Linked DNA regions of Homo sapiens: region 2 is linked to region 1. A link is a loop called in an ENCODE intact Hi-C map of the cell type or tissue named here. Cell type or tissue: endothelial cell of umbilical vein. All regions are shown on one strand.

Region 1 (2,500 bases):
CTAGAGTCCAGGGGCAGGGTACTCTCAGAGTTTTCTGGGGTAATAGCAATGTTCTCTATTTTGATGGGGGTGTGAGCCACATGGGTGCATGCATTTGCCAAAATGATTTGAACTGTACACCTAAGATCTGTGTGTCCTATTATGTGAGGAAAAGAGAGATCAGATTGTTACTGTGTCTGTGTAGAAAGAAGTAGACATAGGAGACTCCATTTTGTTCTGTACTAAGAAAAATTCTTCTGCCTTGAGATTCTGTTAATCTGTAACCTTACCCCCAACTCTGTGCTCCTTGAAACATGTGCTGTGTCAACTCAGGGTTAAATGGATTAAGGGCTGTGCAAGATGTGCTTTGTTAAACAGATGCTTGAAGGCAGCATGCTCCTTAAGAGTCATCACCACTCCCTAATCTCAAGTATCCAGGGACACAAAACACTGGGGAAGGCCGCAGGGACCTCTGCCTAGGAAAGCCAGGTATTGTCCAAGGTTTCTCCCCATGTGATAGCCTGAGATATGGCCTCATGGGAAGGGAAAGACCTGACCATCCCCCAGCCCGACACCCATAAAGGGTCTGTGCTGAGGAGGATTAGTAAAAGAGGAAAGAACGCCTCTTTGCAGTTGAGACAAGAGGAAGGCATCTGTCTCCTGCTCGTCCCTGGGCAATGGAATGTCTTGGTGTAAAACCCGATTGTATAGTCCATCTACTGAGATAGGGGAAAACCGCCTTAGGGCTGGAGGTGGGACATGAGGGCAGCAATACTGCTTTTTAAGGCATTGAGATGTTTATGTGTATGTATATCTAAAGCACAGCACTTAATTCTTTACCTTGTTCATGATGCAGAGACCATTGTTCACGTGTTTACCTGCTGACCTTCTCTCCACTATTATCCTATGACCCTGCCACATCCCCCTCTCCGAGAAACACCCAAGAATGATCAATAAATACTAAGGGAACTCAGAGGCTGGTGGGATCTTCCGTATGCTGAACGCTGGTCCCCTGGGCCCCCTTTTTTCTTTCTCTCTACTTTGTCTCTGTGTCTCTTTCTTTTCCAAGTCTCTTGTTCCACCTAATGAGAAACACCCACAGGTGTGGAGGGGCAACCCACCCCTTCACTATTATATGAAAATGATACCTCAATAATAAAATATTCTTAGAAAAACATTCACTAGGTCAAGGTAAAACCCAGAGAGAGCTAGTGACTCAAGACCCCATCAGGCAGGGGATGTGGCCACTCTGGGCCTCACAGCAGCAGGAGGAATTCCAGTGGAGGCTTTAAGCCCAGTGTGATTTGTCCAAGGGGAAGTAAAGCAAGGCTCCTGGCAAAAGCCTGTTTGCTCTGCCCAACCATTTCACCTCGGCTGTTTGGCTTGGGTGGAGTCCAGGCCAGGCACACCCACTGAGAAAACAGGAGGATCGCTGGCTGCACTAGGAAATGCCGGGGTGGGGGTGTGGAGGAGGACCAATATCCCCAGTGTGAGGATTTCAATTCCTCTCCTTTTTAGAGGCAACCTCCCGTCACTCAACAGGTGGCTGAGGGACCCCCGCACCAGGGCAGCACCTGCTGGACTTGGGTTCACCAGCGAACGAGCAGGTCTGATGCTCCTCTCAGGGTCTAAGGTGAGGCAAGGACAACACTGAAGTCTAAGGTTTGAAAAGACAAGAGAAGGTCATCTGCTCTCAGACTAGAATGAGCTTTACCTCAGCGGAACTTTCTGGAGGAAACCTATTGTTTTCAGACTGTTGCCTTCTAGAGTTCGAGTCTTCATTTTTCAAACTGCTTTACTGAGATGTAATTTTTATACCAGAAAGCTGCCTGTTTAAGTGCACAAGTCCATGGTTTACAGTATATTTATGGAGTTGTGTGAGCAGCACCATAATCTAAGTGTTAAACTTTTTCAAAAGCCCTGCGCACCAGTCAGTCAGTTACTCTTCCTTCTCCCAACCCCAGCTCCTGGCAACCACCAATCTGTCTCTGTGGACGGGCCATTTCACATAAATGGAATCATAGACTACAGAGTCCTTTGTGTCTAGCTTTTTTCACCTTAGCATAATGTTTCCAAGGTTCACCATGTTGCAGCATGGGTCAGAAATTCAATTCTTTTTTTCTGAGTCTCGCTCTGTCGCCCAGGCTGGAGTGTGGTGGCGCAATCTCGGCTCACCACTACCTCCGCCTACTGGGTTCAAGCGATTCTCCTGCCTCAGCCTCCCAAGTAGCTGGGACTACAGGCGTGTGCCACCACGCCCAGCTAATTTTTTTTTTTTTTTTTTTTTTATGACGGAGTCTCGCCCTGTTGTCTAGGCTGGAGTGCAATGGCGCAATCTCAGCTCACTGCAACATCTGCATCCCGGGTTCAAGTGATTCTGCTGACTCAGTTTCCCGAGTAGCTAGGATTACAGGTGCTCACCACCATACCCAGCTAATTTTATTTTTGTATTTTTAGTAGAGACGTGGTTTCACCATGTTGGCCAGGCTGGTCTTGAACTCCTGACCTTGTGATCCACCCA
Region 2 (2,500 bases), 300 kb before region 1:
GTGGTCTCATAAGATTACAATACTCTAGTTCTGTACCTTTTCTATGTTTAGATATGTTTGGATTACCATTGTGTTACAATTGCCTCCAGTGTTCAGTACACGAACCTGCTTGTGGCCTAGGTTTGTGGTAGGCCATGCTATCTTGGTTTGTGTAAGTACACTCTGTGATGTTTGCATAACAACAAAATCACCTAACAACACATTTTCAGAACTTATCACCATTGTTAAGTGATACATGACTGTATCTCTTTGAGATGCTGTTTTCAGTTCTTTTGGTTATTGTCACAAGTGAGCGGCAACTGTCTGGGGCTGGCAGTGCAGGGGTAAGAAGAATTTACCAAGAAAGGCAGAGAGAAAGGAGAAAAATACATTGCAAGGGAGTAACAGGCACAGCAGGAAGAGAGGAGCTGACTGCAAAGAGACAAAGCTTTGTTGGGGATTTTATAGAATAGTGTTTATGCTGCATGCTGAAGAGGGCTTTGTGCAGTACTGATAAGGCCAAGGTTGCAGTGAGCTAACGTGCAGGTGTCTGGTGAGAAGTTGGGCACAGGAGGACTGTGTATCCTGGGCCAGGAAGAAGGACAGACTTAGAGTTTACCTACTTTTCTTTTGGCTTCCCCTGCTCCCACCATCCTGGCCCCGCAGTGCCTTCAAGTTTTCAAGTTTGATGTAGTCCCCTTTGTGTATCTTTGCTTTTGTTGCCTGTGCTTTTAGTGACATATCTAAGAAATCACTGCCAAATCCAACATCATGAAGCTTTCTCTCTGTTTATAAAACTATTACACTATTTTAGTTAAAACTATAAAAAGCTTTATAGTTTTAGGTCTTACATTTAAGGTCTTTGATCCATTTTTGGTAAATTTTACAAAAGTTAATTTTTGTATATTGTAGAAAGCAAGGGTTAAACTGAGTTCTTTTGCTTGTGGATATCTGCAGTTTTCCCTGCAGCATTTATTGGAGAGACAGTCTTTTTCCCGTTTTGTGGTCTTGACACCCTTGTTGAAGATCATTTGTATGCATGGGGGTTGATTTCTGGGGTCTGTATTCTGTTCCATGGGTCTATGTCTGCCTGTGCTGAGACCACACTGATTTGACTACTGTATGGAATTGATTTTTAATTTCCCTTTTTTTCTCTCTCATTTTTTATCTTTATTGTTTAGATACACTTTATAGGAGCTTTCCTTGTCTTCCGATTCTGCTGTTGACGTTTGTTTTGCCACTGTAACATGTCAGTGTCCAGGAAACTTCCCTTGGTCTCGGATCGTTCTTTTTGCCCAGCAGTCTGTTTTGTTTCCTGGCTGAAATGGCTTTCCTCTTTCCTTCTCTGGGTAGTGCAATTTTTCTGTGTGCGCGTGTGTGTGTTTTGGGCTCAGCCCCTTCATTATTCTCCTCTCCCACATCCGCCTGGCATCATCGGCTCCAGACTCCAGGGATTGGAGTGTGTGTGAACATTGGAATTCTAAGCCCCATCTTCAGGCTGCTCCACTGCTTCTGAGACCCTCCACAGTTCTGCGGGGTTCATGGTTTGTCTGCTGTCGTGTTGCCTGGGCTGTGTTCTGGGGCTCTTGGATCCCAGGGCAGCCACTTGAAGCGGCCAGCCTCTCTGCAGCGGGGTTCCTATGTGGCTGAGCCGGGCCGCTTTCCAGGTGAATGCAGTCTTCTGTGGAGCCTTGGAGTTTTTCTAAGCCTTCCTGGCCAGGGTTTCCAACTGCCTCCATTTGCTAAGGTTGGTCATGGGGTATTTGAGAGGTTACGGAAAGACGCTTTGCCCCTCTTCCTGGGGTGAGGGGAGGACAGGTTCTATCGGGTGTATGGGAGGAGACAGTACCTCCTCGTTTCCTTTATTTTGAAAATGTGGCTGGATATTGTCTTGGATAGGGGTTAGGCCATATGCTGGCAAATTGTCACAGAAAGGTCTTTGACTGGCTTGTAGACCTGCTGTGTCTGACTCACCTGCTTGCCCGCACCTGACTCACCAATAGGTGAAGCAGCTGCTCTCTGGGCAGAGTCTGAGACGCAGGAGTTAGGGAGAGGAGAGGAGAGGAGCGGCTCTGAATGCTCAGTAACTCAGCCATGGGCTTTGAGAAGGCTCAGTGCAGCCTTGAGAAGTGGTGGGGGCTGCCTGTATTTCCCTGCTCACATGGGGACAGTGGAGCAGAGCTGCAGATCCCCTTGGGGGCTGGCTGGTCAGATGGGTGGGCTCCCCCTACTGCCTATGCCATGAGCCTGCAAAGACAGGGCCAGAGGGGACCGCTGTTTGCCAGACGCCAGCCCTGCTGGCCAGCCCTCCTGTGGATGCTTTATTCGTAGTCATACGGGAATTGAAGCTCCTTCCCTCTTCTGGAAATCCTAGCCCAGCCTCGAAAACGTGAATCTGGGGCTCTGGGAGGAAGGGAAGCGGTGTGGCTGGGGCCTCCTGAGAGCCCCACGCATGGAAGGGACTGGTAGGCCCAGCTGCTGTGAGTGGCAGGGAAGGAGCTCATTCTCCAGCCTTGCTGCC

What was found. Hi-C counts contacts between places; a loop is a spot of excess contacts. Peaks named below come from ENCODE experiments on the same cell type or tissue, not always from the same donor. Only the 100,000 strongest peaks of a DNase experiment are listed, where the experiment ranks them.
Region 2: a loop joins it to region 1, with 30 times the contacts of the local background. A loop is called at or near these places in 2 of 110 quality-filtered maps.

What each region holds. Positions count from the first base shown.
Region 1 is chr20:25,232,445-25,234,944 of GRCh38, reverse strand. LOC105372579 (a long non-coding RNA gene) reads left to right here. Exons shown (of 3, transcript XR_001754564.3): 2 at 1,498-1,612. Among named protein-coding and RNA genes, the nearest start is that of PYGB, 14 kb to the left of the region's middle. In endothelial cell of umbilical vein, no CTCF peak of the experiment used is centred here; a DNase peak (open chromatin) is centred at 1,344.
Region 2 is chr20:25,532,150-25,534,649 of GRCh38, reverse strand. The region is part of intron 1 of NINL (ninein like); the gene reads left to right. Among named protein-coding and RNA genes, the nearest start is that of NINL, 52 kb to the left of the region's middle. RefSeq lists an enhancer at 1,087-2,087. In endothelial cell of umbilical vein, no CTCF peak of the experiment used is centred here; DNase peaks (open chromatin) are centred at 549 and 1,329.